Linked DNA regions of Homo sapiens: region 1 is linked to region 2. Evidence: chromatin contacts called from ENCODE POLR2A ChIA-PET data. All regions are on one chromosome and are shown on one strand. The core of a region is the stretch at or near the end of the contact, and the rest is flanking DNA. Distances in the headings are between cores, read along the strand shown.

Region 1 (6,736 bases), core at 2,474-4,973, 420 kb before region 2:
TTGCAATTGAATCCAGAGGGCAGCCAAAATTATTTCAGGTTATGCCAGGCGCGGTGGCTCACACCCTATAATCCCAGCATTTTGGGAGGCTGAGTCAGGTGGACTGCTTGAGCTCAGGAGTTTGAGACCAGCCTGGGCAACGTGGCGGAACCCAGTCTCTACAAAAAAATACAAAAATTTAGCCAGGTGTGGTGATGTGCACCTGTAGTCCCAGCTACTCAGGAGGCTGAGATGGGAGGAGGGAGGACTGCTTGAGCCCGGGAGGCGGAGGTTGCAGTGGGCCAAGACAGCCCGACCACACTCCAGCCTGGACAACAGAGTGAGACCCTGTCTCAAAAAAAAAAAAAAAATATATATATATATATATGTATTTCAGGTTACATGTTATGCTGCCCAAAACAAAGTCAACACAGCCTTCGGCTGGGCTGCGAACTCCTGTTTGAACTGTGATTACTGTTCCTTCTTCTATCAGAAGGCAACACTTGCACTGTGGGAATGGCCATCACCAGTGAGGGAGAAATGGAAGGCAAAGGAAAGTCCTTTCCAGAAAAGCCCCAGCTCCCTAAGTCCCAAATACCCATTCTTCAGGTTCTCAGATGGGAAGCAGGCATCCACGCACTCGCCTCACTGGGGAGGGGAGTGTGTGGGACACAGTCGTCCTTGCTTGGTCAAGGAAAAACTCAACTTCTCAACATGCAGCTCCATGTTCCAAAAGGAGCAAGACTGTCTGTGCTTTGAGGTTCACATGAAAGGAAGTGGAACAATTGCCCAGTAAAGGACTCCCATGGAGCCAAAGCACATTCTCACCAAAAAGAGGGATATTTTAGCCAGAGTGGGATAAAGATCAAGGGTGCAAAAGTAAACTTCAGATATAAGGAGGTAGAGAAAACACAAAGGTGGAACAAGGATTTCTGTCCAGGTGGTCAAGCTCTCTTCCTCTGGGGTCAGCGTACAGTGGTATTCTCTGCTAATGACACCTGGATGCAGCACTCGCAGTGAGCATGGTGTTCAGAAGGTACGGACCCTACCTCTATCGTTCAGGAAGCCCCCAGGTGACAGTGACACACACCCACATCTGAATATCACTGGGACAGAGCACACAAAGCTGTAACTGGTGGTTGAACACGGCGACCCAGGCTGCTTTCTGGAGAGCCCTAACAAGGTCCTCAGTGCTGCCCTCACGTGGGCTCTACACAGGAGGCCAGCTGGGCTCATGGCCTGCACAGCCCTCACACACCTGAGAGAAAGAATAACTGACAAGACCGCAACAAAGTGCCAAAAGATGAAAAACAAGCAACAGGCAGAGTCATCTTTCTCCCCTGCTCTGAGAAGCTCTTCCAAGAATGGCAGCTGGAAGGATGCTCTAAGCACAGGGAAAAACAGGACCTGTGGAATTAATAAGTAAATATGCAAAATAATGTTATTAGCAGGGATTACAGACAGGAATACAGAATCTTTGCTATAAACCTGCTTCTATGTGGGAACTGGAACACCACTAAAGTGACACATGCATCTCAATGAAGGTGTGACAAGTGAAAGAGACAGTTCTGGAAATTTCCTTTGACAAGAATATAAACATACCTCTCAGCTAAGACTCTTCAACCATGCGGTCAGCCCCTTTCTGCGTGGCACCAACTCCTGCACACTAGCAGCCTAGATTCTTAGGGAGGATTTCCTTCTACGTGGGTGGGTTCAGACAGATCTTCCACCTACTCCACATACTAGATGCCCGCACACAGAGGGAATCACAGTGAGGGGTTTCAGACTCTCCTAAGTCTTTCTCCTCTGTGGCATTTAAAAATGTTATTTAGGGTTTTTTTTTTTTTTTTTGAGGTACAAATAAATACATTTTATCAAGGGCTGACAAAGACTGTCTGAATTCCCATTCCTCTGAAATGACATCTTTCAATGATATGACCTCTAGTGGCTACATTCATGACATTTACAGTCAAAGTTGAACCAGCGAGGGTGGAAGGGCACTCGGGAGTGGCCGCTGCCAACAGCAACAGACTGCCCAGAAGAGGCTGTCTGCAGTCAGAGTCATGGAAAAGGCAAATTCTGAAACCCAAAACACGCACTGACCAAAGTCCCGTGCGGAACTGCAGAAATGCACCACGTTGCTCAGACTGGCCATTTCTCAGTAACAACTTCGAATGCTGGAAATTGTTATCACACCTCATAGCAAATGTTTTAATTAAAGAATCAAGTAGGTAGAACAGAACCTTCTGTACAATCTCACAAACAGGTTAAAGATCCATTTGAAGCTACTTCAGTAACTAAGACAATGCCTGAAGAGAGGAGACGGGGAGGGGGGAGGGGAGGGGAGCAAGGCGCATAGACAGGTAGTGAGGACAGGGCAGTGAGTACCTTTCTAAAAGAGAGAGATTTAGCGGGACTAAAGGTCTGCTCTGTAAGCTCGAGCCCTTCGATAGTTTCCGTACAGTCAGAGAGAGGTGCATCCTGAAACAGTAAACTGAGTCACCAGAGCACACCAGGCCCAGCCTGTGAAATATCAGCTGAGAGCACAGGATGGAGCTGGCTAAGAGCATGCAGCAGGGACAGCTGTCAACAGTAAGTGTGGCAGTGATGATGGCAGGACGTGCAGACACTGAACACGAAACCAGGACCACGGCTGGACAAATCCAACAATCGTCTACCCCTGCAGAGTCAGGTGTTAAAGCATTAGGTGGCATATTAGTTTTCAGAGATAACTACTTACACAATTATCTTCAATGTGCCACAAGGTAGAGTCATTTTGTAGAAATGTGTGTAAATGTGCACCACACTTACAGGCACCCACCCCTCTGCAACCCAAGCAGCACTTTGTTGCAGACAGCAATATGTACCAGAACAAGAGTCCCTAAACCCACCCTCTCCTAGCGCCTTACACAGAACGCTGCTGAACCCGGGCCGAATCTGAGCCCCAAAGCTGGTGGTGTATGTGCCACCCTCACATATGCATGCATTACAAGGGGCATGACCAGAGGGGTGGACACAGCCCTCAGCATGCTCGCTCCTTCTAGAACTCAACGAAAAGTGCCTGAACCGTTTCTCATCATGAAGGTTTTAACAAAGGTAACTGGTTGCCTAGAATACTTACCTCATAAAGTCACTCTCTCAATTTCAGAATAACTTTGGAGCAGGCGGTCACACAGCCACCACCCACTAAAGTCAGAGACACTCTGGGCTCTCACCTGGACGAGGCTCCTGTCCATCACTACACCACACAAAACCTGGGACTGAGGGCCAGCCGTCTTAATGTCCTGTAAATTCTGCTCTCGGATCTGAGGGTGGGAAGGAGAGGCACACATCAACAGTCCTGAGCAGCCATGCTGCCTGGGAGCCCTGCTGCTTGTGCACTTGGGCCCCAGCCACATGGAAGCTACATTTCAGCTCTCCCACTGCCCCACGCAGGCAGGATGGCCCCATGTGTTCTGAGTGACCGCCATGCCTGCTTAGTGGGGCGTGGGTCTGCAGGGATGGAGACTATTCCCAGCTCCCCACATCTTCCAGATGCTTGGGCAGGACACCTATCTCTCACTGTCATTAACTTGGGGGAAACACTCGCTGCATGTCCATCGTCTAGTGATGTGAGCACTGGCAGGGCTCCTGCTCTGATACACCAAATGCCACTCACAAGTCTTTGAACGAACCCTGAAAGGGACAGCAGTCTGCTCTTGCTAAGAACAGGTTTTGCAGCTTCCAATTCTGACCGGTGAGCAAACATCGTGAGCAAACATCAGTTCAAGAATCAATAGGGCCCAAAAAATGTCTGCTGCTCATACTTCACACTGGTGGTAGAACAGCAGCGGTGTGAAGAGATGGCTTCACTGCAACAGTGGCAACAACAGCAGATGCCCTCTGCTAGAAGCAAGCACCCGCTCCCCCCAAAGCAGCTGGCATCCCTTCCAATCCCACACCCAAGCCCCCGCTGAGTGCCGACGCAGGACGCACCTTGTTCCTCATCTCCTGGACCTCTTTTGGGTTAGTGTTCAATGGAACAAACAGGTTAGGGACAGCAGAGGTGGAAGTTCTATGTCCATCCTCTTTAGTCCACTGTAATATCAAGAACAGTTGAAAAGTCAGAATTATGACAACAATAAGTGACATAGCATCCAATCTATTCAGTTTATCTCACATCTGGTCATGCACTGAACATCACAGAGAGGACTGAACCAATGACCACATCTAATCTGGGTCACTCAGCAGAGTCGCCATGGGAGCAGGATGCAGCCACATAAAGACCAGTTAATGCTGGAAGTCAAAGTCATGACTGATGGAAAACCACCATCTGGAAAGCCCAGCTGAATCTGGGTCATAAGGTAGGCTGACGACAGAGCTGAGCCCCATAACCCTGGGACCAGCAGGGGAGGCCCCTCAGAGACCATTGGTTCACTGCTCTGAAAATCATCCAACACCAAAGCCAACTGGAAGCATGAGATGACAGGGTCATGAAAAGCAATGTGATGCTGCTACCCAGGGTTAGGGAGGAGCCTGCACCGTGAGGCAAGAGTGGGCATCACCAAAGTTTTGCATTAAAGTAAATGACAGCATCAGAATGCACTGTCTGCGTAACTTTCAACCCAAGAACATTACTGTATGGACACTTACACGGTAGCTACCTGGAAGAAGAGTTTGGTGATGTCGAATATTTTATATAACTTAATATTTTTGAGTGCTACAAAAATATCCCAAACAAACTTGAAGCGCTTCATGAGTCCTTAATATTTAAAGGCTGTTTTAGTATCAGTGCATCTCGTCAGCATGCTGAGCCTTCCACCCATAATTTTTTTTTGGATCTCCAATCAAATCTGAGATTTTTAATCAAATTCTAAGGCATGAGTAGGCACTGAACATTAAAACAAGCCCATCTTCGAGAGCAAATGTTATGCCTTTCAGAATACTTTCGAGAGGCAATAAGATAGCCATAAACCATACGACTTTAAAAAAAGCAACAAAACCAGCAAATGCTGAGCCACTGCGAGGAGAGTGTGGAATGGGCATGGAGCTCTGGGTACTCACTGATGGTTATCTTCTCAGATAAAAACAACTCCAGCGTTTTATTAAAAATAATTTTTAGTCAAAGCATTTCAAACAGCAACCTCAGAAACTTGAACACATTTGAAAAAGTAACAGCAATCATTATAAATGAAAAGATACCAACCTGGGAGCACTGCATGGACTCTGTCACTCCAGAACAGTAAGAAACAAATATAAATGCGGAGCAAGGCCTCCCCTTGGATGTACACATTGACTACTAGGCCTAAAGTGACTTAGTTGTTTTGCAAGCTAATGGTAAATAAAGCTCGCGCTGCTGCCTAAACGCTTTGGAAAACTTCCTCATGGCAATTCAGCACTGTGCTTCACATCAGCCGCAGAAAGGTGTTTTGGGGTTTTTTTTTTTTGTTTTATAACGCCCACTTCCTTTAACAAGTGAAACAAGTAAAAAATAAACAAATGAAAGAAAAGGGGAGACAGGAAGAAGGGGGGAAAGAAGACAAGGAGGGCAGGAAAGAAGAGGAGAGACGCACTCCCATGCTCAGAGCCCCATGGCCACACAGGGTCCCTGCCCAGGTGACGCGGCCGCTCAGGAGCACGGAGGCTTCTCACCAACTGCGTCAGGAAAACACCAGGACCACCTGGGGAAGATAAAACTTTTTTTCTTTAAATAAATCTATAAAGTAAAACACTGTTACAAGGGGAAAAGAAAGCCCCACTTTATGTATTTGGTTGCCCATGGTTTTAGGAGCATCTAATCTAATTTCAACTGAACTCCTAATGAACTAGTCATGCACAGATGAGTCTGCTTCAGCCCCTGTCTCCTCCATTCCAGGGGCTTCTGGAAATGGGCCTCTTCTACATACAGTTTAAAGCAGAGCTGGGTGGACTGTTAGAGGTAGGTTACAGGAGGAATAAAGACCCATCTTCAGAGGAGGTCTCAGCACCACGACATGGGAGCACCTCTCAGGACAAACGATAACTTGAGCGGCATTAACGCTGAAACGAAGCACCCCTTGCAGCGTCTGTCGCTGGTGCCTGCAGATGGCCTGCGCTGCACTTGGGTCATGCCGCACCCAACAGGAGTCAGAAGGTGACTCGCCACTATGGCCGTCTACTCACATGCAACAGTCCATGCAGAGGGCAGCTGGGGGTGTGCATTCGGAGGCTTTGGGATAGAAAGCAGGGGAATAACACTAAGGGCAGGGGACAAGAGTCAGCAGAGAACACGCCAGGGAGCCACAAGGGAAAACTGCTTAAGAAAACACTGAAGACTTAAGAAACTTTAGTGACTTGAAACCACTGGAGTTCACAACACTAAAATACAGGTTTAGGACTGAAGTGTCTTTTTGTGCATGAAGTATTAAGAGTCCCTGAATATAATTTGAATTAAATAAGAAGAGCTCCTATTTGTAGGTTAATACATGTAAATTATTGTATATTTTTGCTATATACGGAGATATACTGGAACTACTGCGGAGTTACATTACATCTTAAGCAGTTTCAAGCAGATAGTATTATCCGAATTTTAGTAATGCATTCAGTGGACTTAGGTTCAGACTACAAGAAAGTGAATAAGGAAGGTTCGCTTTACACCTGGGTCAGAAAGGCTGGATTCCCAAAGCCTCCGAAGCCCCAGCTACCCAACTTGCTCTACGTCATCTAACTATGAACAGTAAGGTAGGCACAGACCAAGCAGTTGGTAATACAGCTTGGCACGCAGACACCGGACGAGAGA
Region 2 (5,796 bases), core at 1,546-4,045:
AAGGGAGGCCAGAGTAGGTTTTTCAGGAGATGCCCAAAGGGACCGCCGTCCCAGCTGAGCTGAGCATTTTCTTCAGCACTTGGTCGTCTGGTTCTGAGAAAATGGCATACTGTATCTCACTCCCTGAGCGCCTCATTCTCTAGCTTGACCTCAATGGTTTAGAGGGGAAATCCCCTTCACTGTTTCACTCTAATAAAGGGTGACTTGCATCTCCTTAGGCTGGCCCATACTATGGGACTACGGGTGCTCTCAACAGAATGCACAAATGGGGCAGGCACAGTGGCTCATGCCCTATAACCCCAGCACTTTGGGAAGTTGAAGAGGGAGGATCTCTTGAGCCCAGGAATTGGAAACTAGCTTGGTTAACATGGTGAGATCCTGTCTCTATAAAAAAATTAAAATAATGAGGCTGGGCAGTGGCTCATGCCTGTAATCCCAGCACTCTGGGAGGCTGAGGCAGGCAGATCACTTGAGATCAGGAGTTCAAGACCAGCTTGGCCAACATGGCGAAACCCCGTCTCTACTAAAAATATAAAAATTAGCCGGGTGTGGTGGTGTGCGCCTATAATCCCAGCTACGTAGGAGGCTAAGGCACAAGAATCACTTGAACCCGGGAGGCGGAGGTTGCAATGAGCCAAGATGGCACCACTGCACTCCAGCCTGGCCAACAGAGAGAGACTCTGTCTCAAAAAATAAAAATAAAAACACATTAAAAAAATAGCCAGATGTGACGGTGCACACTTGTAGTCCCAGCTACTCCAGGGGCTGAGACAGGAGGATCACCTGAGCCCAGGAGGTCAAGACTGCAGTGAGCCATGACTGCACCATTGCACTCCAGCCCGGAGCACAAATGCTTCTCAAAGCAACACCTCACCTGGTAAGTGTTCAACTTTAAACAGACATTCAGGGAAGAGGCTCTGGCTAGGAAAAGACTTGTCTAGTTGGTTTCAACAGAGGTGGGAGGTGCCTCGACATCACCTTAGGACTCACAAGATCATTCAGACCACACGACAGTCCCAGATCCACCACATGTCCTGGGTTCTCATATCCACGAATGTTTCTGATCTCAAGAAATATCTTACATTTGGGTGCACATCTATCATATAGGGGCTTGTTCTCCCCGCCACATCAATAGCGTGTCTTAGAATTTAGAAAAGAGAAGCTACTGACAAAGGAAGACAGAGAAATCAGCCTGCAGAGCAAAGGGAAACACCTGATGTCCACACCCAGGCTGTTCCTAAGCCTCTCTCCTCCCACTTCACTGATATTGAGGCTTCCAAATACGGCTGCTGAAGATGTGCCTTGTGGCTGTCCTGGCCTGCACACCCCTCACCACTCTGAAACCAGCCTCCTGCATCCCTGCAGGCCCAGCTAGACCATTACTACTTCCCTGGGAAGCTTTCTGGAGCCCCCTCATTCTCCATGCCCTGGCCCATACAGCAATTCACCCCAAATCTGGTTTTTCTCTCTCTTTTGGGTTTAGTAAGGGTCAGGAGTCAGAGTTCAAAGGAATTTGGAAGGCTGGTCTTGGGGATAAGCCACCAAGAGGCTGGATTTCACCAGGGCACTGAGGTGAGACAGGAGCATTTCCAGCAGAGCATCCCAGCGTGGTGGGGACGTAGAAATGCAGAGTGAATGGAGACCTTAGCGGTCATGGGAAAGTAGCCCTCACCAACTACAAAGGGTTCTGGATCATGCAGGTGAGAGTCCAATGGAATAAGAAAACTAACAACAGCTGAGAGGTGCCTTCTCTGCATCTGCACAAGGCACTGCGCTTCCTAAATATTAATATCACCACATGTGCTCCTCACATCACCCAGTAAGGAAATAAGCACTGTTATGTTCCCCATTTTACCCATGAAGCAGCTAAGGATTAAAGTTAAGGAACTTCCCCAAAGTCATCCACACCTAGTAAACAGAGCCTAGACTTAAACCAGGGCAGTCTGATACCAAGACCCACACCCTCAAATAGGTATGTTAGTGCCAGAATCAAATACATCAATTCCAGAAACTAGCGGGAACACTGACGGTGATTTTTCAGATTTCTCAAATTTAGTGTGTTCCAAAAGGAACCCTTGCCTCCTCCTTCCGCCAACATATACTCCATTTCAAGAAAGGGCCCCACCATCCTCCAGTCTCTCGTCCAGTATGCTCTCACTTAGGTAAGCGCTACGAGGACAAGGCTCTATTTACTTTCTACCTAGCTAAGACCTTACACAAAGCAGATGCTCATATTTATTGAAGGAATAAATGAGGGTAAGAGTGGGGTGTTGATGGCGCCCCTGCCACTGAGAAAAGAGGAGCTGGGGTAGAGAAGTGGTCATTCCTAACTGGGGATGGTCAGGAGAGCCGGATGCTAGGTATTCCTAAAGCTTCCAAGGTGAAAGGAGAAACAACTCACGCCAAGGTATCTAGCTTCTTACTCTGCAAGAATGAGGCCATAAAACCCAATGAGGGAAGGGAGAACAGAAACAGGTGCTGAGTGTAGTTTTAGAAAAGCAGGGTGTGAGACACCCAGGGAGAAAGGGCCCAAGGTAGCTGGAAACTCAAGAGTGAGAACTCGGATGGACGTAGAGATTTCAGAATGTGTGAAAACTTGGGGAGGCAGGTAGATAGAATCTGTAAAAGAGAATTTAAAAGAAACAAAGCTAGGAGAACCTGGAGCCGTCACTCAGACAAAACCTCCTTCTTCAAGGAGGAGGAAGCAGTGAACAGCTGCAATGCACAGGCTGGGGAACTGAAAGGCGGCCAGTGAGCTCAAACACGGAAGTGGGACGCTGGTGACCTAAGCAAGTGGAAGCAGCAGCAAAGGAGTCGCAGTCCCAGCCCAAACGCGCTGAGGATCAAGCCGGGCTGTCTAGAGGAAGCAGTGCTGAATGGGGCCTCAAGTGACAGGAGGAGTTAATTAAGAAACAATGTATGTGGGTGGGGTGGGCGGAAGGGAGCAGGGATGTCCCACACGAGCACTGTGTGGAGGACAACAAAGGTGCCGAGGGTTCCTAACAAGCCTCACTGACTACACCCTCAGGACAGGGCCATCGAGGGTTTTGGGACAGAGATGACATGTTGAGATCTGCATTTAGAGACCATGTCACCTGTGTCTGGTGAGAACAGATGGGAGACTGAACAAGTCAGACTGTAGACCAAGGAGGAGACTCAGGGTAGCCCAGGTGAGAAGAAAGCCATGAGGCTCGGGGTAGTGGCAGAGTATAGGACAGAGAGGTGACTGACGGGATGGAAGCTGGAAGGGCTTTGGGGCTTTCTTCATTCTTATAGATTTATTATTTAAGGTCTAAGTAATTATTCTGTTTTTCTTAGAGGTCCCCCCCAATAAAGCTATTATAAGCACTTCAGATATTGACCCCCCCCACTCTAGCAGGAGTGTGACATATAATTATGTGTATTCATGGTATATATGTATACGATGTGCAGATGCTCCTTGACGTACAATGGGGCTAACTCCCAATAAATCATAAGTTGAAAAATTCTAAATGAAACACTGTAAGTCAGGGACTGTCCGTGTATGCATATGTGCATGTGTCTCTATCATACATAAAGGAGTCTGCTAATGGATAGAGACATACAGGCGGGCAGGAAACAGGAAGAGTGTTAGACTGGAACCAAATTCTATGACCCTATCTCATACCACTGTATTCCTATGAGCAAAGAGTCAGCTGAAAAGGGGCAGTGGGGAGCACAGCAGAACCAGAATGATATCGTAACTCTGCAGCCAGTCCACAGGGAGATGCTCTAACGAGAAGCTCTTCTGTTTAGCCTAGGCCTACACCAGGTACACAGAACCCTCAAACCCCACCTGGGAGGCAGAGTCTGATACAATTACCCACTGAAAATAAGAGACCTGGGTCAGGCATGGTGGCTCACACCTGTAATCCCAGCACTTTGGGAGGCCGAGGCGGGGGGGGATCACCTGAGGCCAGGAGTTCGAGACCAGCCTGAACAATATGGTGAAACCCACCCCCTACTAAAAATACAACAATTAGCTGGGTGTGGTGGTGGGCGCCTGTAATCCCAGCTACTCGGGAACCTGAGGCAGGAGAATCGCTCGAACCCAAGAGGTGGAGGTGAGCCGAGATCGCACCATTGCACTCCAGCCTGCGCAACAAGTGAAACTCAGTCTCAAAATAAATAAATAAATAAAAATCAATAAAAACAAATAATTTTTTTTTGAGACACAGTCTTGTTCTGTCACCCAGGCTGGAGTGCAGTGGTGTGATCTTGGCTGACTGCAGCCTCCACCTCCCAGGTTCAAGCAATTCTTGTGCCTCAGCCTCCCAACTAGCTGGGATTACAGGAACCCACCACCATGCCCGGCTAATTTTTGTATTTTTAGTAGAGATGGGGCTTTGCCATGTTGGCCAGGCTGGTCTCCAACTCCTGACCTCAAGTGATCTGCCCACCTTGACTTCCCAAAGTGCTGGGATTATAGGTGTGAGCCACCGCACCTGTTCACAAACACCTCTTAAACAGAACTTTGATACCCTCAGTCATATCAATAACCACACCTTAATACTCAGAAGAAATATGAGCCTCTTGCTCATTATACAAATGAGGGTATGTGGTTAAGCGGTCAGCAATGATGTGGCTGGCCAATAAGCCCTACAGCCTTGGACAAATACTTGCCTTCTGTGCCTCAGTGTCCACATCTTTAATTGAGTAGAACACCTCACCTCTGTGGAACCAGTGACCGCTGAATGAAACACCCAGTATGGTTCCTAGCACCCAGAAGGCAGCTCTATCAACTAATTTGCTAACTATTCACAGGTGCCTAGTCTGGGTAAGGCACTGCTCCAGGGGCTAGGAATGGGATGGGAAACAGCAACAAAAAACTACCCATGGAGCATATATCCTAGCTGGAAAGATGATCAACAAATCAAGTAATAAATAGGTATTATATCAGAAGGGCTGGAGAGCATGTCCCTTCTTACAGGTATGAGTGCTATTAAATAAAGGCAAAACAAACCTTCACCCCAGGAGGAACTGGAACCAATGTTTCCGGCTCTCAGCAAGGGCTTTATTCATTTCCAGAACAGACTTGGCAGGATGTAGCTAATCACAACGGCTTAGACTTAGAACAGGACTCAGAGGAGGTTGAAGAAAGCCGGCACACAGCCAATGACAGGCAGTTCTCACCCAGAGTTATTTATTCCTAAGGCTCAGGGGCCTTGAACATTGGCCTCCCCTGAAGGTTTGCAGGGACAAGAGGAATGAATTTGATCAAAGCAGAAAGCAGCAGACTATGCTCAGAGAGGCAATGAGGCTTGTTCAGATGCCAAGTAACCAGGTCTTCCATAAAATTATCTTATGGCCCCGATTAAGCTGCCACCAGCAATCAGGCTACAACCAAAATCCCCAGGGGCCTGAAAGGAGCAAAGGGCTTTCACATCTATCAGCCAAGATGGCCTAGGCTTTGGGGCCTCATATAAAAACAAGGTAATTTCTGGGAGCCAGGAGAAAGGGTAAGATAATGAAGGAAACCTAAGGATCCACTCCTCCGGAGGCCGAGGGGCAGATGTACCTCAGATGCTAGAGGCCGTCAACATCCTCGACACTTCCCCAGGGCCCACAGTCAGCACAGGAGGCAGGCTTGCCAAGCTACCTGGTGTTGATGGCCACTGAGCACAGAGCCTGCTGGAGACCAGCTAGCAGCTTAGCTGCCTCTACTGTATTCAGAACCCAGGGTTGGCTGGGGTACAGGGATGGTTGTGAGACACTCACAAATCTGATTATTTGACCCATACCAGATGGGAGCAACTGAGCAGTGCCCCACAATGGGAA

Evidence for each region. ChIA-PET counts read pairs that join two places held with the same protein, here RNA polymerase II (POLR2A).
Region 1: POLR2A ChIA-PET joins it to region 2 with 10 read pairs in activated T-cell. The contact joins two enhancer-like sites. POLR2A ChIA-PET finds 5 or more read pairs at or near these places in 2 of 52 experiments (H1 and activated T-cell).

What each region holds. Positions count from the first base shown.
Region 1 is chr4:2,905,063-2,911,798 of GRCh38, reverse strand. ADD1 (adducin 1) reads right to left here. Exons shown (of 16, transcript NM_001354761.2): 10 at 6,691-6,736; 11 at 3,955-4,056; 12 at 3,195-3,284; 13 at 2,368-2,460. Among named protein-coding and RNA genes, the nearest start is that of SLC75A1, 26 kb to the left of the region's middle. Within about 2 kb of position 3,723, at least 3 of the 41 ENCODE cell types and tissues checked have a DNase peak (open chromatin) inside an H3K27ac peak, as active enhancers do.
Region 2 is chr4:2,482,195-2,487,990 of GRCh38, reverse strand. All of the region lies in intron 1 of RNF4 (ring finger protein 4), which reads right to left. Among named protein-coding and RNA genes, the nearest start is that of RNF4, 16 kb to the right of the region's middle. RefSeq lists enhancers at 1,422-1,923, 2,427-2,706. Within about 2 kb of position 2,795, at least 24 of the 41 ENCODE cell types and tissues checked have a DNase peak (open chromatin) inside an H3K27ac peak, as active enhancers do.